Regions from separate parts of the Mus musculus genome. Here region 1 is linked to region 2. A link is a loop called in an ENCODE intact Hi-C map of the cell type or tissue named here. Cell type or tissue: gastrocnemius. All regions are shown on one strand. Each heading gives the region's core, and the rest is flanking DNA. Links, peaks and the distances in the headings are about the cores only. Region 1 holds the start of Arid4a (AT rich interactive domain 4A (RBP1-like)). Region 2 holds the start of n-TKctt17 (a tRNA gene).

Region 1 (9,887 bases), core at 849-8,848, 46 kb before region 2:
GAATGGAAGCAAGAGGATCAAGTTCAAACTCATTCTCAGATGCTTAGTGAGGCTGAGACTGTGCTGGGCTACATGAGACCCCTATCTCAAAAAGAAAAAAAAAAAAAGATTTATAGGAAAACAATGTGTAAACAGATTTCTCAAAAGTTGCAGGTCTTTATCCACCCATCCTTTTCTGTATTTCCTAATTCTACTGGAAATGTATTTATTAACTTTAGCTTTCCCTGGTCTTAAAAATCAGCGCCTTGGCCAACCATAGAGGCTGACGCCTGTAATCCCAACACTCAGGAGGCAAAGGCAGGATGGTCACCAGAAATTGTCTAAAAAAAGTCAGACACACACACACACACACACACACACACACACGTGCACACACGCGCGTCAACTCCATGAATCATTTTTAATGTTATCTTGAAAACATAATTTTACTTCTTTGTTCTTCCTAATCACTGAAACTGTCATTATCTGATTAGGAAAGGGAGACACCAAATTATAGCCCAAGTACACTCCTACAAACAGGAATGATCCAAATAACACAAGCATCACACCTTGGTATCCTGAAATGAAGCCATCTGGAATCATTTCTCAGCTCGAGTTCTTTATTTTTCAGTTCTTAATACACTCTTTCAGTTTAGTATGCAATGATACTTGCCCCAGCACTGATTCAACAGAAAGCTGACAATGTTCAACCTTTCCCTCTGGGCTACCATGAACTGTAATCTTTTCAATGTACTGAGCCTGCTGCACAACAGGAGTGACTCTTGTCCCTACTCTGCCTTCTGTCACTCGAAGTACACCAAATAACCCGCTTTGTGTCCTCAGAGACAAACAGCCAGACAAGCCTGGGCTGTCTTACAAAGCCTTCGCGCATTTACCTTGACTTTCACCAGCCTTTTCACAGTCTTGATCTTTGCCTCACAGAAGGCCCCTCGGTACTTGGCACTGACATCAGTTCCCACTGTCAGGTAGGCAGGCTCATCTGCCGCCTGTGAAGAAAGAACAGAGATGCCAAACATCACTACTGGTCGCCTTTACCCGACCTCTAACAGCACCAAAAGGAACTACATCTAAAGTCACTAGAACATTGAAATTATTTGCTTAACAACAAATAATAATTTGCAAAATCCTCCTAAAGCAAACAACTTATTAACACTATTTCATTTTACGTACTCATTTCCTGATGACGGAAAAGTTGTAACTGGGAACTACCAGTAGGAAAAAAAGGGTTTTGTTTTTGTTTTTTGTTTTTTGTTTTTTGTTTTTTTTGAAGTACATGTTTTAAAAAATTCTACAGTTTAATATATAAGAGATAGAAAGAAATAAACAGAAGAAATGTATTTATAATGAATGTCTCATAAATTTTATTAGTTTGGGGCCCCCAGGTGATTCTATTTTCTAGGTTAAAGAGAAATACTGCTACAAAGTTAATATTAACAATACATAATTAAATGCTTAGTGAGACAGCTTAGGAAAGTAACATCTTCTTTTGTTTGCTTTGGGGTTTTGGGACAAGGTGCAGGCTGTCTCTGCCTCCTAAATACTGGGATTACAGGCCAGGGCCAGCAAGCCTGGCTAAGCCATTATCTTTTGATACAATGTATCTCTAGACACAAGAAACTAAGAAACCTCTTTCCAAAATTGCTTTGGCTGAAGGTTGCAAATGAAAGGTTTAAATCTAAGTTCAACAGATGAAAACTGATAGCTAAAGGCTGCAGCCTTTTCTAGTTTACAGCTTTGATCTCAGTATACTTAAAATAATTTTTATTTAGACATTAGTAGCTGGGCATGGTAGGAGGTGGAGGCAGAGGCAACAAGATCTCTTTAAATTCTATGCCAGCATGTTCTCTGTTACATAGAGATATCATGGAAAACAAAACAATTAAAAAAAGAAAGAAAGAAAGAAAGAAAGAAAGAAAGAAAAGAAAGAAAACACCCATTTACAGGAAATAGTCATGATCAGAATTATACATTGAAATATGTAAGAAACTTCCATTTATACATCATTTTAATCTTGAGAGTAACAGACAACTGCTATTTCAGTCTGTGATGTTACCTAATTCAAAAGCTGTATGTATCATGCAACCAATTCAACATTATATGTACAAAGATATCAATGTTAACTTTAAATATTTTAAGTAGGAAACAAATTTTCATTTTCCCAAGTTATATTAAAGGAAGTTGTGTCACTCCAAAATAAAAAAAAATATATAAGAGGAAGTTTGAGAATTTCAGAAAGTAATATACTTAAACCGAGTCAGGCAATGGTATAGCATGCTCATCCTGCCAGCACTTGGGCAGACGCAGGAGGACGTCAAGGGAGTTCAAGGTCAGCCTTGAGAGTCTACATCGTGAGTTCCAGGCTAGCCCGGGTAAAGTATACTGTTTCAAAATAACCGAAACAAAAACAACTATATATTTTCTATTTACACACACGCACACACACACCGAACACTAAGTACAACGTTAATCATGCACGTTTAAATGTCAGTCTACTTAAAAAGAATAAAAAATGAAGAGGAATACTTTTTGGTAAGTATCTGACCAGAAACAAACAAGAGCCACAGTATCCTACCGAATTCTGAGGAATGTTATGAAAGCTTTCTTTCCCTTCAAGCAGGCTGCCACTGATGTTTGTAAGATTAGGAAGCTTCAAAAGCTACACATAGAATCCACGTTTTAAGATATATATTATGAAGACTGAACTAATCAATCTAAATATTGTCATCACCTTAGTTTACTTTCTTTCCCCAAAAATATACAGAACTATCTCTCTTACTCAAGCTACATAACATGTCTTTTAGAAAATGGCATTGGTAGTGGAAAGGGGGAAGTATAGGTTTTAAAGAAAGCAAAAGCAAAGCAAAACAAAAAAACCTTGCAAAAACCAAAGCAGGACAAAAGCTTTTCTTCTTGAAAGGTGTTTTTGACACTGAAGTGTTTGAAAATCGAAAGACTGCACCGATCTTCTCAAAGTGCTAACTGCTAGAGAGTGTTGGACCGCCTGCATTTATACACACACACACACACACACATTCGAACACGCACACACACACACACACACCCCTCACCCATTCACATGTCATTTTCCTTAAAGTGCTTCTTAGTAAAGAAATCAATTCTAAGTAACAAAAAGCTGCCATTCCACAACTGCAGCCTCCGGACTGGCAGCGTCCGGGGCACAAGGCTAAGAAGAAGAGTTGGCTCCACTTACCTTCATCTTGACTGGTGACCTGTGGGGTTCCAGCTTCCTCGAGTTCTCTTCCCGGGCGCTAGAGCCAAAGCAGGGAAAAGAGAGGCAGAGGATCAGTCCAAGGCGGGGTGAGACCCGGAAAGAAAGTAAACAAATGCAGGCGGGGAGGGGCCGAGCTCCGCGGCCCCCGGGACAGACCCCCGTCGGGCAGCCAAAGCCTGGCGGGCAGTGAGCCCCACGCGCGCCAAAGGGCAGCGCGTCCCGCCCCTGCCCGGCCGGCCGGCCCACCGCGCCCCCGCCTCGTCGGCCACTCGCAGCCCCCTGCGCCCCGGCCTCCCGGGTCCGCGCCCCGCCGGGCCCCGACTCTAGCGCGCGCCCCGCCTCCGCCGCTCGGCCCCCTTGGCCCGCCCCGGCCCGGCCCGCGGCGGCGGCAACGGAGTGTCACGGCGCCATTGCTCTCCTGCCTCCGCTCTGCACCATGTCAGGAAGGAGAAGCGCTCCTTCACCCGGGGGGCAGGGGCGGCGGCCTGCGGCGGCGGCCGGCGCGGGGGGACCCGGCGGGGGAGGCGCGGGGCGGGGAGGCGGCAGGACAGGGTGTGGGAGGGGAGCGAGCCGCACCGCCGCAGCGGCCGTCTCCTCCCGCGCCCGCCTCAACTTTTTGTACAGCCCGGAGAGGCGCGGGCACCCCGATCTCCGCGGTCCAGCAGCGGGTCCTCGCCAAAGAAGCACAGCAGAGTTGGGGGCCGGTTCTCCCGGCAGCCCGCTCCTCCAAAGCAAACTTAGCGGCGCGGCCAGCCCCACAGCCATTTTCCCGGGGAGGCGGCGGAGGCGGTCGTGCCCGCAGTTGCCGCCGCGACTCCAGGACCCGATCGCTGCCCGGCGCCCCGGGCACAGCCCGCCCTGCATCCCCCTCTCAGCCTGCGGAGCTCCCAACTGCACCGGGACCCCATCGCGGCAGCAGCTGCTCCCGCCGCTTTGCCCATTCAGCGGCCCCCGCTGACTACCTACCTACTGCGGGTGCAGAGCGCTGTCAGCTCTCCAGTCTGCCGCCCCACTGATCGCCGTGGGTCCCCGTCCGGGCAGCACCGCTCCCGGCCGCAGCGGCAGTTCCTGCGCCGGGTTCCCCCACTCGCCCCGATTTACTGCCACAATCCACCAAATAACAAGCTGTTGAGCAGACTCGCTTCTACACGAACTCCTATTGGCTGCTCATGACGCCGAATAGCTTCGGATTGGAGCTCGCTGTCTGCCTTTCTCATTGGATGTAGCTGGGAAACTTCCATGATTGGTGCGGAAAACAGCAGGTAGGATAGCTTCCACTTCTGATTGGCTGTATCCGAACACGCACGTTATTGGAGGATAGAGGATTGAGTAAGAGAGCCCAAAAATTTGATTGGAGGAGCCGACTCCGGATGTGCTTGACTGAACACTGATTGGAGAACAAGGGGTCAGGAAGAGCAGTTCCGCACGAGGATTGGGCGGTGGCGTGTCCCATGGAAACGGAATCCAGAACTGCAGCCAGGGTTTTTCACGGGGGCGGAGCCGGCTCTTCCCCAGGCGCCTGCGCCTAACCGGTTCCCCGGCGCCATTTTGTCCCGGCAGCAGCAGCCCGCAGCTCTATCCCATTTTCTGTGTCTGGAGGGAAGGACGCGGACTCTCTCGGGTAGGTTTATTTCAGTGTGGCACCGGCTTACCCTTCCCTCCAGGACAACGCCTAGCGAAGGGTGGAGGAGTCACGGAGTCGTCCGAGAGGTCTGTCGGAGGCTCCCGGTGTCGGGTGGCCTCGGGGGTGGCGCAGCGCTGGGAGCACCGGAAGCGAGGGCGGCCATGGGAGCCGCTGTCCGCCGGCGGCGGAGCGTGGCTGGGGGGGCGTGGAGGAAGGGGGCGAGGTCGGGGGCGCACGTGTAGGTGAGTAAGCGGCCCTTTGCGCCCCTTCACTCGGGATGGCGGGATTTTACTGACACCCCCCCCCCTTCCTCCCGGCATAGCTCTGTCTCCCTTTGACATTGCATTTCGGAAGCTGGGTTGCGGTCTGCAGACACCAGGGGCCCAAGGTGGCAGCCACCTTGGTAAAAGACGGAGGAGGTGTGGTTTCTAGAAACGTCTTGCGTGGGGAAGAAGAGTTATTTCCTCCAACTGTGAAGCTTGGAGGAAACGTGGAAGCCCCGGCTTTCGGAATGCTGAGGAATGTGCCTGCCAGGACAGACGCTGCTGCCACTATGACCTTAGACAAGCGACTCTTGTCACTGCATGAGGCGAATACTATACTATTTTTTCGAAGAAAGTATTAATGCTTCAGGAAGGAACGACAGTTTCTTAGATGAAAGGGTTTTCTGGACCAGATAGACATGGATTCTGTCGTCAGCACATTGTCTTGTTAAATGACACAAAACTTAACAATTGGGCAACAGCTTATGCCCTAAATTAAAATGTGAAATGTTAACCCCAGTAAATTGCACAGTTGAGTACGTCTGAACTAACGCCATATCAACTAGTTAATATTTGTTGTTTTTGTTTTTTCAAAATTTGTTAAGATTGTGAAGTGTATTTTGGTAGTTTTACTAAGTCATGTCTATCTTTTTAAAATCTGCTTAGTTTTGGTGATGCACAAAACTAGAAAATGGTTGAGTAAACAGTTGAGGATTTTTGTTTGTTTTTCTAGAGTTGTGCTGAAGACAACAGACACCTCCATGACAACCCAAAGTATCACAGAGGTGAGTCCTGTGTCTTTTGAAATCTTGTGACTTGGGACAGGTGTGTGCTGAGATTTTCTGTAGACTAGAGCCAAATACTAGGCTACGTGACTGGTTGTTGAAGATGTTTTGTTAGTTCAAGCTTTCAAATGAGTCGGTTTAATTAGCTTCCTGATGTTATACCCTAGAGAAAGCCACAGATAAAAAGCATCCCTAATATTCAAGCTCACCCATTCTGGGCTCCTCCTTTCTGGACTCTGGTTTTTGGAGACAGGATTTTGGTAGTCCAAGCTCATGACCTTGAACTGCCGTCCCTGCTTCAGCTCCACAGCACACCATGCCCACCCAGCTTTGATTCTTAGACTTTTTAACACTCAGTGTCTTAAGTCAGAATCTTAACATTTTCTTGATTTTGTTCACCACTCTGATTTAAAAGTCTCTTGAGAAAGGTCTGATTAGTGAGTATTTAGGCAGGAAGAATTTTGGCTTTCTGTTGTAGTTTTATTTTTTAAGAAAATTAGCCAGGCAGTAGTGGCGCACACCTTTAATTCTAGCACTTGGGAAGCAAAGGCAGGTAAATTTTTGAGTTTGAGGCCAGCCTGATCTATAGAGTGAGTTCCAGAACAGCCAGGGCTACACAGAGAAACCCTATCTGGAAAAAAACAAAAACCAAAAAAAAAAAAAAAAGAAAGAAAGAAAGAAAAAAGAAAATTATATGTATACTGCTGATTCTCCCTGGTGGTAATCGCCCACATATCATTCCACTATCAAGTTTTATATATATGCCAGTGTGCATTTGAAAAGTAATGAAAAATAAAAATCTCTTACAGTCTCTCCACCAAAATAGATAATAAAGTTTATTCTGTGTTCATGGGATTGAGACTGTGTTTTTAAGTGACTTTTCTTCTAAAGATACAGATGTGAGAAAAAATGCAGATGTGAGAAAAAATGCAGATGTGTTCATTTTGTTACCTTTTTTTTTTTTCCTGAGAAAAACATTAGGGCCCTCAGAAGTAGTTTCTAAAGCACATTCCATGGCTATCTGGGATAGATGAATCATGATTTAAGCTTTGGTTTGCTGCAAATGAATGCAGACCCTTGGGCAGCATGACAGGCAGGTGACCTCCAGTGAACTACTACTCTTAGCCCCATCCATCTTAATTCTAGAGAGCTTTCCTATTTGTTTTTCTGTGATTTTACAAAATGCTATGCCTAAAAACTAACATCCGTGGCTAACATTTTGAGGCTTCTTGGTTTTATTTGACATCCCTGGCTCTTGTTTGGAATAGATTTTCAGAAGAGAGAATGAAAAAGCCTTCTGCAGTTGTGTGTGCCGTGTGTATGTATTTGTTCTTGTGTATGTATGTGTACAGATGGAGTTGCTTCTTCCTCCTCCTGTTCCCTAGGCTGGCCCAGAACTCAAGGCGCTAAGTCTCCTACCTCGGCTTCCCATCTAGTGAGGCCTGCAGGTCTTAGCCCTTCTGCACATGGCAGAACTGTCAAATCTTCAAGCTATACATATTGGAAACTTAGTAGTTTCTCAAAAGATTTTATTTTGTATTTTGGCAGTTGAGGCATTACTACATTGCAACATTTTGCTACACAGAAAGTGACATTTCAGGTTACTAAAAACAAGTCCTTGGAGTCTTCTTTAAAGCCTCCCATGAGTAGATCCCAGCAGGACTTTGCTAGCCTTATAGGACAATTTACATAAAATTGTCACCCTACTGCTTTGATAATCATTTGGCTCTTCTCTAGTTTGAGACTGTTTGCAAAAGGCAAACTATTTTGAATCACTCTTAATCATTTTGTACTTTGTATGTGTATAAACATGAATTATATGTGTATTTGTATATAAAGTAAATGAAATAATAAGATAATGTACTACATCTAACAGCAATTCTTTTCTGAAAATGTTTAAACATCTTATCTTGGTCTTCCAATTTTTAATATTACAATTTATCTGATTTTTAATTGTTAATAGTATATAGATTTTAGGCTAAGGATATGGCTTAGTGGGTATAAGTCTTGCTGACCCATAATGAGGCCCTTAGTTCGACTCCCCACTATGCATATACAAAGCTGGATGCAAGGCATGCCTGTACCTCCATTCCTTGGTGAGCAGAGGCAGAAGGCTCCCTTGGACCTCATTGGCCACCCGGTGTGACCTGTCAATGAGCTTAATAGTATTAGGGAAACATGTTCTAAAAAAGAATGGCAAGTGATACAGGAAGACACATGACATCATCCGTCTCTGGGCTTCAGTGCCCTGTGTGCTCACATGTGCTCACTGTACACATAATAAGAAGATTGAGAAAACCCAAGAATAGATCAGAGGGGCCTGGTAATGCAAACCTATCATCCAGCACTTTGGAGGTAATATGGCTTACAGAGGCCACCAGAACTAATGGTTTGGTTTTAGTTGTCATCATTGAGCTAGTTACAATAGGTTCTGTAACAATCACACTTTATTGTACTCTCTCTAAGAAAGATCAGAAGAAAGGAAATCTCTTTGTCCTTGTCCCTCACATTAACAGGAAGCCAATGTAGATAAGGAGAGTCCCGATGTGGAATGCTAGGTTATAAGTGGTAGACCAGAAATTAGAGGATCTTTTAAATCGGTTATTTTGCCTTCTGCTCATTCTCCCACAGGAATTCTTACGTCTGCAGAGAGAAGTTAATATCTTAAAGTAGATATTTTTAGCACATAAACAATAAAAAGTTTAAAACCTATATAGAAAAGATTTCTGAATGATTGTAAAGAATAAGATTTGTTCAATTAGTAACAGACCCAGCAGAGATTATAATGTCATATACTAATGCCGAAATTACCTCATGGGTAATCAGTAAAGATTGGCAAAGACTGTATATTAGTTTTTTTTGATAGAAATTAATAACAAATACCTCAAAAAGCAAGCAACTTCAGATTATAAAAAGAACTAATTGGATCCTTCTGAGTACAGTAAGAGGAACACCAGTTTCTAAACCCCCTACCTTTTATCTAGATGCCAGTAAGTTAGGAATGGTGGATTATAAGTCAGGAGATGGAAGTAAAGATATCAAAACTATACGCAACTCTCATGGCTCTATTAGATTTTCCAGAATCACTTAACATAGTCACTTACTGTCAATACTTGTTTAGTATATATAAACTGCTGAACTTAATCCAGATGATTCAGAGTTAACTTTGTTTTTTATACAACTACAACAGGTGATTGGAAACAGACTGTCCATTATATATAATCCATGCTCAGTCTCATATGGGTTTGCCAGGACCGTTGGCACCAAGAAATCTGTAGACTAGTTATTAATAGGAAATGTATTAGAAACTTCAGGTTTTTATAAAAGGCATTATATAAGTAGTAGAAGTTTAAAGAAAAACTTTTCTGTAACCTGGTGACAAGCCAAGGAAATTAGAAATAATTGTCCTGCTTGTTCTTTGTGTAATCAAGCTCCATTGCCTGCTGGGAGTAACCCCAAAGGTACCTAAGGAAATGAAATTTGACAGGAATTTCATTTTATAGAGTTTGAAAAATACTTTTTCAGGATTTTAATGGGCCTCTGCCTTAAGTTCTAAAAAGGCTGATTTTGTAATTACATATTTATTAGAAGTGATGGCTATCTTAGGGATACCTTCATGGACTAAAACTGATAATGCTCCATAATATGTATCCAATAAAATCTAGCATAAAACATGTTACAGGCATACCTTTACATCCTGTAGGTCAAGCAGTTATGGAAAGACCTAACTTCACTTTAAAGATGTTTATAAAATAGAACGGGGGACATGAGATCACCCAAAGATAGATTATAATGCTTTATTAATTTCATTTGTTTTTAATGTCAATGAGATAGGTAGCACAGCTGCTGAAAACCACTAGATTTTAGATAGGACTTGAATAAAATCAGTCTATGTACTTTAAGGCTGTGCTAATCTCAGAATGGAAGTCAGAAAAGCTGTTGCATTGCATAAAAGGCTATACTTTTATTTCTACAGGAAATGA
Region 2 (9,887 bases), core at 1,286-9,285:
GGCGGTTCCCTGGAGAAGTTGCTACTGTGTCAACTGAAACTGGTATTGGAAGAGCTAAGGTCAGAGCCTAGTTCCTAATAGTCCTAAGTAGCTAATAATCCTAAGGAGGACAGGCTTGGGCACCTGTCCTCTGTAGCCCACACAGACAGGAATTCTTAAAAGTCGGGGAAGGAAAAACCCACCTTAGGAAAAGGAACAAAGCCGGGCGTGGTGGCGCATGCCTTTAATCCCAGCACTCGGGAGGCAGAGGCAGGCGGATTTCTGAGTTCGAGGCCAGCCTGGTCTACAAAGTGAGTTCCAGGACAGCCAGGACTACACAGAGAAACCCTGTCTCAAAAACACCAAAAAAAAAAAAAAAAAAAAAAAAAAAAAAGGAAAAGGAACAAAAGGAGGCAATTGACCCCCCCATCCTCCGACCAAGTTCATCATCAGAGTCCGAACATGACGTTTGGTTCAACTGCTGTGCATAACTAAGCAGCCTCGGTCAAGGTGTGATACCTTTTCCATCATGGTTTCAACTTTAGCCTCTCCTGCAAGGTGGTGTGAAATCTATGTGTGAGAGAAAGCTGTCCCTCTGGCTGGAACCAGGCAGGCTTCAGCCTTCTTTCACCCAGCATGTAATTCCTGGAGAAGTTCCAGTTTCTTGGAGTCTTATCAAAAAGAGGAGCACAAGAGCTTCTTTAGAATATCTTCATTCCTACTAGGAAGATTATGAGACTTAGCGTTAGGAAAGGCTAAGGTGGCTTGGGGGACTCCAGTTGCTCGGCTCATTCTAACAACTATCAGGTTATGATCTTAAGTATTAAGTGGAGGGAGGGCAACAGATAAATCAAAGGAGTGGGCATGGAACCTGACCTAGTGGTGGGTGGATTTTAAATCCCAATTGTAAATACAACGTTAGAAATATTTTTATTTAAAAAAATATATCTGAGCCGAGCGTGGTGGCACACGCCTTTAATCCCAGTACTCGGGAGGCAGAGGCAGGCGGATTTCTGAGTTCGAGGTCAATCTGGTCTACAAAGTGAGTTCCAGGACAGCCAGGGCTATACAGAAAAACCCTGTCTCAAAAAAACAAAATAAATAAATATCTGGAGACTTTTATTTTATATAGCTAGAAAATATTTTCCAGCAGGGTGATGCAGAAGGCAGGGACGGGAGGCCAGCTTGCAATATAAGAGCCCTGTCTAAAAAGAAAACAAAACAAACATCAATAAAAACACATTTTTAAAAACCCACTATCAATCAACTTTATTTTGGTTCGTTGTTTTGTTGAAGCAGTCTCAAGTATCTTAGGCTGGCCAAAGATGGCACTGAACTCCTAATCTTTCAGCCTCTACCTAAAGATGGAATTACAACCCTGGTTTATCACTCCAAGCCTAGGTAATGTCTTTCATAAGAAAAAAAAGGAAAAAGAAAAGAAAAACCAACAGCACACATTTCATTCGTTGTGTTTCAGCCTCCCTCCGAGTGTGGAAAAAGGGTTGCTTAGTAGTAGTATTTTTATTATTTTTACATGTTTGAGGGGAGGAAGTGTGCACGTGAGAACAGGTGACCACAGAGAACAGAGGGTGACTTTGAATCTCCTGGAACTGGAGTTACAAGTGGCTGTGAGTTTCTTTGCTCTTAACCCTTGAGCCATGCCATCAACCTCAGCGTTTACAATCTTTGTATTCTTAGGAGATGTTAATGCTGAGACTGGATAGATGCCCCAGCAATTAAAAGCATGGGCTGCTCCTCTGGAGGACCTGTGTTTGAGTCACAGCACCCAGGTTAGGCAGCACACACACACACACACACACACACACACATTAAAAGTAATAAAAATAAATCTTAAAAAAATCTGTATTGGCACATACCTTTTATTTCAGCACTCTGAGCCAGAGGCAGGCACATCTCTTGAGTTCTGGGACAGTCTGGTCAACAGAACAAGTTCCAGGACAGCCATAGCTACTTACATAGAGAAATCCTGTCTCAAAAAACAAACAAACAAACAAAAAAAAAACCAAACAATCAAACAAACCGGATATTCATTAATTTAGTTTTTCTGACTTCTTTTCATGTCAAGTGCTTCACTTCCAGTGGGAATACTACTACACCATTAGTTTGCATTCATGTCAGAGTGTTGTAGCAGGAGGTAAATGGTGTGGACAATCTATTCTATTACTAATAACGATCATTTTAATGTCTCTAAAGTTTCTCTATTGTTTCTGCATTTTCGTTTATAATTGTAATTGGAAACTATGTGATGATAAGTTGGGAGTAGGTAAACATCTTGCTATTCTTTACCTTTTTACTCATTAATTTTAATGTCTGAGGATTGCTATTTGAACATGTCCTTATGCCCATAGTTGCTAAATGTAGACAGTCCATCATTTCATTCACCTTATTAGTTTTCTACTGTGGAGCTATCAGACCTTTCTTAAGCAGCTAATTGACATGGTTTGGTTTAACTTTTTAGACCATCTCTTGTTTCTCCCTGATAGATGGGGAAACGCAGGCATAACTGGAACGCTATTGCATCTTTGTAGATGATTAGGAATGAAGAATGGTTTGGACTAGAGCAGTAACAAGGACATGTGTGAATGGATTTCAGATCTGTAGGTTTACTGGGTAACTGGATGCCGAAGGGAAGGGGAGAGCAGAAATTCCGTTGTTCCTCCTTCCTGCTGAGAAAACACTGTGAATAGTGATTATACTTTATTCCTGAACGAATGGCTAAGTAAAAGATGTGAATTTACTTGGAGAAAACACTTCCCTAATTCTGATTAAAGTTCTTTAGTACTATTTTAGTGTTGTGGCATGGGCCTGCAATCTCATATGTGGGAGGCCGAGGCAGGAAGATCTCTTGAATTTCAGGCTAGCCTAGATAACACAATTTTGTCTTAAAAACACACACAAACAAAAACAAAAACAAAAACAAAAACAAAAACAAATGAGACCATGAGACCGGCCAATAGTGGCACACACCTTTTAATCCCAGTACATTGGAGGCAGAGGAAGGCGAATCTCTGTGAGTTCAAGCCGATCCTTGACTACAAATCAAGTTCTAGGACAGCCAGGGCTCTTACACAGGACAACCCTGTCTCAAAAACCAACAACAATAATAAAAATAATAATGACAAACTCCCAAATCAATAGCAATAAAGCACTGTAGCTGTAGTTCTTTCCTGGGGGGTTCTGATTTAAGGCCATCTTTACAGGAGGGCTCACCTCAAAGATGAACTATAACTTCTACAAATTTTAAGTATCCAGCTAAACATCTACATAATTTACTGCTTGTGTGCAGTGCACAGCACTTGAGTGCCTCTGTATCGGCTGCATCAATCCCCGGACAGTGTGGGGTCTCGTCCTGCTTCCGTGGCAGTTGGATTATTGCTTTACCTTGTATCTTAGAGGAAGGCTCTGAGGTGAAAGCTGAGGTCCTTTGCACATTTGCTTGATTCCGTACAAGACTTAAATGGGTTTGTTTGTTTGTTTGTTTTCAAAGTTATTTCAAATGACTTCTAGAAGTAGTACTTGTGAAATGGGTAAGGCTTTACACTTCTTTATTGTAGGGTGATGAACTTTCAAGGCCCAGCAACTAACAGAGCTTTGCAAAAAGTAGGTAATATGATTTTAACAAATCACTTAAACAGTGGTTCTATAATACTCAATAACTTTATCAAAATAGGTACTGTTATATTTTATACACATCCAATTATCTTTAAAGTAGTTATTACTATAATTTTACCTTTTTTTTGTTTGTTTGTTTTTGTTTTTCCAGACAGGGTTTCTCTGTATAGCCCTGGCTGTCCTGGAACTCACTCTGTAGATCAGGCTGGCCTCGGACTCAGAAATCTGCCTGCCTCTGCCTCCCAAGTGCTAGGATTAAAGGCGAGCCCGCCACCACTGCCCGGCTTTATAATTCTTCTTTTGAAACAGGATCTCAATGTGCAACCCTGACTGGCCTGAAATTTCCTATGTAGACCCAGCTGGCTTTGAACTCTTAGAGATCTGTTTGTTTCTTCCTCAGCAGAACAGGGAACAAAGCCCATGTCAGTGCCACCATGTCAGTGCCACCACGTCCTGCTGCTTTAAATATTTGGCTCATTATTTGTTTTAAGAAAAGATCTAGCAATTCTCCTACCTCTGCCTCTTGAATGTTAGAATTACAGGCCTGAGCTACCTCACGCCACCTATAAATAAATTATTTGCAAAAGATAAAGAGTACCTCCAGATTCTATCTACCAAGTTCTAAATAGCCATTAATAAACCAGTTTGAATTGTGAAGGCAGAAAGGGTTAGTGTTTATGGCACTCGAAGCTTAACGTTTTTAAATCTTTAGGTCCTCGGTTCACTAGGGGTTTTTCTTTCTGTGTAGACTTAGCTGAGGTGGAACTGTAAACTAGGCTGGCCTCGAACTCAGAGATCCTCCCAAAGGCTGGTTTTTCAATGGCATGCGCCACTACACCCGATCCTAGGACTACTTTACAGAGCCTAAACTATTGGTTCAGAGAGATATAGCTCAGCAATTAAACTCAATTTCTCATACCAACATGGCGTCTCAAAGCCATCAGTAACTGTAGATTCGTGCGTTCCGCTCCGATGCCCTCTCCTGGTACGCAGACGTAAATGCAGACAAAATACCCATTACATAAACTACGTCTTTGGAAAGAATCTAAACCTTTCAAGACACCTCTTATACTTTAAAATCATCCCAGGAGACTCGTCCTATATGTTTGTATGTTTTATGGATAGAGTTATGGAAATTGTTTGTCAATCTCAGGTTTATGATATCTTTAAAAAAAAAACTATTTGGCTATTCCTTAATTTAGGTTTACCCGTTTTTGTTTTTCAATTAGGCTTTAACCTGCAATTCCGAAAAATAGGATTAATAGCCATCCCCAAACAGACACATGCATCTCAGAAATGCGCAAAATCCCTTACCTTGATAAATTCACCTGTAGCTCAAAATATATATGGATTCATAGGCTAATATTCCATCGTCTTGGCTTGTCATAATGAGAATTAAGGACGTATTCTCACTTATTCTTAGTATTTAACAACTCTGTCTTCCTTTTTTTTGTTTTGTTTGTTGTTTGGGGGCCTTTTCCCCCCTTTATTTTATTAATTTTTTTCTGTGAGAGTTTGCATTCTTAGCTTCAAATTCAGAGAATATACTTTCAACTTTTTATCAGATTACCGGTTATACTTTCTTTTCAGAAACAGAAAATAGTAAAAGAAAAAAAAAAAAAAAAAAAAAAAAAAGAACAGAACAAAGACCAAAAAAACAAGCAAACCTGAGAAGCAACTGCAGATGAACACTCTCAAAAGGTATAAAATCGGAGCCAAATCACATCTGCCCGGCTAGCTCAGTCGGTAGAGCATGGGACTCTTAATCCCAGGGTCGTGGGTTCGAGCCCCACGTTGGGCGGTGTTTCTTTTTGTACTTTAAAGCATTCAAAAACTCAAATTTACTGTCAAAGATTTGCAAGTTCTATCACAGCTAAGATGAATTAACCTAAACTTAGATAATTTAAACGCTTTCAATGTTAATCATCTTTACAGGAAACACAGTTCTCAAACTGCGCTTGCGCACTCCAAAACTCAGGCCTACGCCCACGGCTCGGGCTTAAAGCAGGAACAGGAATTTACTACTCTCTTAAGAATGCTTTCGGAGTGCTAGCTCTCATAGTTTCAATTGTTTTGTTTTGTTTTGTTTTGTTTTTTTTCCTAATAAAACTGTGATCGCTGATTTTGGCTGTTTTTCCAAATCCCAAGAGATCGGATGTCAAAACAGACGTAGGTGAGGGAAGCCATGGAAAGGACTAACTTCCTTATTTGCAGAGGTTCCTCTGCTCACTTCCGCCTCCCTCCGGTCGCTGCAGGGCTTTTTTGGGGGTGCGGGAGGGGAGCACCCGAGCATCGTCTTTCCCGAGTTCTCGGGACGTGGAGCCTTGGGCTGCCCTCTGAGACTCACTCGCCTGGAACTGACGGATGTGTGAGGGAAGAAGCAGAAGTACCTCCCTCCCTTCTGCTTTAGCGTCTGATAACGGGGCGACCCGGCCCACCGACTGTCGCCAGAGGCTCCTGGGCGGCCAGGTCCCTCAGGGCCCCCGCTCCTTCCTCCAGGCCGGCCTCCTCTCCTTCACTAAACCGATCGAATTTCCTGACTGATGGTCCTTCCCTTCAGCGTGCCGAGATTCTGCTGTTTATCCCAAAGCGAACCGAAAGCATCCCCACCCCACCCCACCCTTCCTCTCTCCGAGGCGTGCCTACGTAGTCCTGGAACTCCACATAGCCCAGGCCGGCCTGGAATTTACAGAGGTGCACGCCTGCTTCTCTGGTCTCCTAAGCGGGGTGTGGTGGCACACCCTGTAATCGTAGCACAGGAGAGGCTGGGTGGCAGAAGTGTAACCTGTTGTGAGGTGGAAGCCAGCCTGGGCTTAGACTCAAAAAGAAAAAAGGTGTGGGTTGAACCATCTTATTTCTGTGATGAGCAGATGAAAAGAAGAACAAAGCTATAACTAATAATTGGCCTTTTGGCAAGAGAGGGGTGTTTGGGGTTGGACAGCTTGCTCTTTGAGAAAGGGGCAAAAACAATTTAGCCAAAAGCATTCATCAGTCCGTTAATGCTGTGGGGCTTGGATCTCTCACCACTTTCCCGGGGCTGGGTCTACATTTTGCGTTTTCTGGACTATTCCTGTCAGACTTTTATGTCCTTCTCCTGTTCCCTTACTTGTCAGCAAAAAGCCCATCATCTTCATTTTACCAAACCTAATAGTTAATTGCCATGCCGGAACCATTGGCCTATCACAAATTTGATCACTTTGTTGTGGATCCACCTCTCCTCTGACTTCCGCTGCCACACCACCTCCAGTAGGATCTGTGTGACAAGTTCCAGACTTAGACGAACAACCTCAAAAGGGGGGGGGGGGGGCTTCTTGGAACCGGTTGTGGAACTCTTTGCCGGAGAAAAAATATTGAGCTGTAGTTCTCATGGCAATCTATCTGTTTTGTTTTCTCTTATTCCTTTTCTTATTTACATGTTCCTGGTAGCTAGCCTAGGCCAAGATATTAAGCAAGAATAATGGGTAGAAAACCATCCCTACCATGGGGCCACTAACATGACCTTATCCCAAGGGAAACCAACACTTTACTTCCTAAATCATTTACAAAACTATTATGATAAAAACTTTCCCAACAATAAAATTTCATATGGTTACACGTGTGTCATTGGAGGTGGATTTTGGTATATGGTAAAGAAAGCCGTAATTAGAAAGAATTAAAATAGTTTACATTTATACATTGAAGATTATAAAAAACCAGGCACTAGATGTTAAATAATAATTGACCATGGGGCTGGAAAGTTAGTTCAGTGGTTAAGAGCACTGACCGTTAAAGATTTATTAACCTGCTCCTGAAAATATGCCACTAGCCTTGGATGACAGCCCCCACTAGAATTGTTATATTTTGATGGTTTATAATGATGTTTGTGATTCACTGAATACATAGTTTCAGAGTTGTAATGCTTGTATGATTTTTGTGCCTTTTTTTTTTTTTTTTTTTTGAGACAGGGTTTCTCTGTATAACCCTGGCTGTCCTGGAACTCACTTTGTAGACCAGGGTGGCCTCGAAGTCAGAAATCCACCTGCCTCTGCCTCCCGAGTGCTGGGATTAAAGGCGTGCGCACGCCCAGCGATTTTTGTGCTTTACTGTGCCAAATGATTTTTGTTGGTATCTGTGATTGTTTTACCGGATATAGTTTCTAAGAGATGTAATGTTTGGTTTTTTAATGTATAAAATCCCCTGCTTGAGAGCTGCAGAATACACTCATATTCAAACTGCCTCTGTGTTTGTTTCTGTTTGTCACCACCAAATCCTTACCCACCTAGCTTCAAGGACCCTCATTCCAGGGACCCCAATAGCCGACTGGGGTGGTCCATGGCATTCTACCACACGGATACTCTCCTGATGCCATCCCCCTTTAAAACGTCTCTCACATATTCCATCTTGACCTTCGTTTCCTCTCTGTCCACCCTTCCCACACACCCCGAGCGAGCATCACTTCTCTCCACTTCTTCAATCACCCTCTCACCGCCCTCCCCCATACCAAAGATCCCCCCACCCATCTCCTTTCAGAAAAGTGGTTTCCCAGGGGTATCCCAACAAGGTACAATAAGAGTATGCACAAACCCTCACTTTAAGGCTGGCAAGGCAACCTAGTAAGAAGAAATGGGTCTCAAGAGCAGGTGGAAGAGTCAGAGAGAGACACACACACTCCATTCCCACAGTTAGGAGATCCTCAAGAAATCCAAGCTACAGGTCCAGGACATACATGCAGAGAACCTAAGGCAGATCATGCAGGCTGTGTGATTGTTGCTTCAGTCTCTATGAGCCCTGCTTAGTTGATTCTGCTGGCCGTGTTCTTTGGTTTCCTCGAACCCTCTGGCTCCTACAGTGCTTCCTCCCCTTCTCTGTGAGGTTCCTGGAGCTCCACTTAGTGTTTGGCCATTGGTGCATCTGCTCCAACAGTTGCTGGATGAAGACTCCAGTGATTGGCCACCCACTTGAGTCATTTTCTCCTACTTCCCACCTTTGGAGTGCTCCATGGATGAGTTCACTTTCCCTCTTGCTAAATTTGCACCCCCCCCCCCCTGTGAACTCTGCTCCAGTGATGCTAGGCCCTCCTCCAGTGAACTGTCCTTCCCTAGGGTGCAGTTGCTCAGAGCATGTGTAAGAAACTCTTCTTATATAGTCTTGGGGCTGCTATGTACGGTATGCAACTTAAACGGAGGCACTATTTCTGACCAGAGTTTTAAAAGAAACAGCAAAAGGCCCAGATCCCTGACCTTCTGATAGACACATATCCTTGGTGGGGTCAAGTTTCAAATGCTAGCTTTCTGCTTAGGAATCCTCACTTTTTACTGATAGTTCAAATCTCTCCCTTCCTTCCTTCCTTTTCTCTTTTCTTTTACTTCTCTTCCTTTTTCTTTAAAAAAAAAAAGATTATATACATATGAGCACACTGTAGTTGTCTTCAGACACACCAGAAGAGTGTATTGGATCCCATTACAGATGATTGTGAGCCACCATGTGGCTGCTGGGAATTGAACTCAGGACTTCTAGAAGGGCATCTTAGTGCTCTAACTGCTGAGCTACCTGCCCAGCCCCCAGTTCTCTTTCTTAAATTAAAAAAAAAAAAAATAAATAAAAAAATAAAAAAATAAAAAAAAAAAAGAGACAGGGTTACCCTGGCTGGCCTGGAATTCCATATTTAGATCAGGCCCTGAACTCACAGACATTCCTCTCTACCTCTGAGCTCCATGTTTTTTGAGATATGGTTTCTCTGTATAGCTCAGGCTTGACTTTCGACAGTCCTTTTATGCCTCAGTCTCCCAAGTGTCTGAATTACAGCTCTTAATGTCAAACATGAATGGCCAATCAGATATCTACTTAGACAACCTCAAACTCACTACGCAGCTCAGGCTGGCAACAAACTCATGATCTTCCTGCCTTAGCGTCCCTATTGCTGGAATTATACATGTACCACACTATGCCCACTCAAACTTACTTGTGATCTGTGTAAAAACTTGTTTCTCTGGAAGTTTTCCTGTGCTTTGTGGCAATGCTATGTGGGCCACAACATTGTTATCTTGTTGACTACATCTACAATCCTGCTTCCAAGTAAAGCCACGTCCGCAGGCACTAAATGTTAAGACTCCAACTTGTCTTTTTTGGGTGACATAATACAATCCGTGAGTAGTAAATTCTTAACCTGTTCCTTGGGATTGTCACTTTATAGGTAGTTATATAAGGCTGCAGAGCAATCAGATTTCGTTTTAAATGATCATTTTTATTTTCTTAATCCAAATACAAGACAAAATCAGTACAAATGCAGAGTAGAG

The links. Hi-C counts contacts between places; a loop is a spot of excess contacts. Peaks named below come from ENCODE experiments on the same cell type or tissue, not always from the same donor. Only the 100,000 strongest peaks of a DNase experiment are listed, where the experiment ranks them.
Region 1: a loop joins it to region 2, with 2.7 times the contacts of the local background. A loop is called at or near these places in 15 of 42 quality-filtered maps.

What each region holds. Positions count from the first base shown.
Region 1 is chr12:71,010,473-71,020,359 of GRCm38, reverse strand. It overlaps Arid4a (AT rich interactive domain 4A (RBP1-like)), which reads right to left and starts at 4,393. Exons shown (of 24, transcript NM_001081195.1): 1 at 4,199-4,393; 2 at 3,212-3,269; 3 at 876-986. The coding sequence starts at 3,217. 3110056K07Rik (RIKEN cDNA 3110056K07 gene) reads left to right here and starts at 4,537. Exons shown (of 4, transcript NR_045055.1): 1 at 4,537-4,853; 2 at 5,853-5,904; 3 at 9,881-9,887. In gastrocnemius, for the core only: no CTCF peak of the experiment used is centred there; DNase peaks (open chromatin) are centred at 3,508, 3,611, 4,588, 4,986 and 1 more place; H3K4me3 peaks cover 5,584 bases; H3K27ac peaks cover 5,524 bases.
Region 2 is chr12:70,964,646-70,974,532 of GRCm38, reverse strand. n-TKctt17 (a tRNA gene) reads left to right here and starts at 5,341; the gene lies at 5,341-5,413. Actr10 (ARP10 actin-related protein 10) reads right to left here. Exons shown (of 13, transcript NM_019785.2): 13 at 9,815-9,887. It also overlaps a transcript of Psma3 not described here. In gastrocnemius, for the core only: CTCF peaks have their summits at 4,604 (motif pointing left) and 5,852; DNase peaks (open chromatin) are centred at 4,511, 5,349 and 5,911; H3K4me3 peaks cover 2,801 bases; H3K27ac peaks cover 3,388 bases.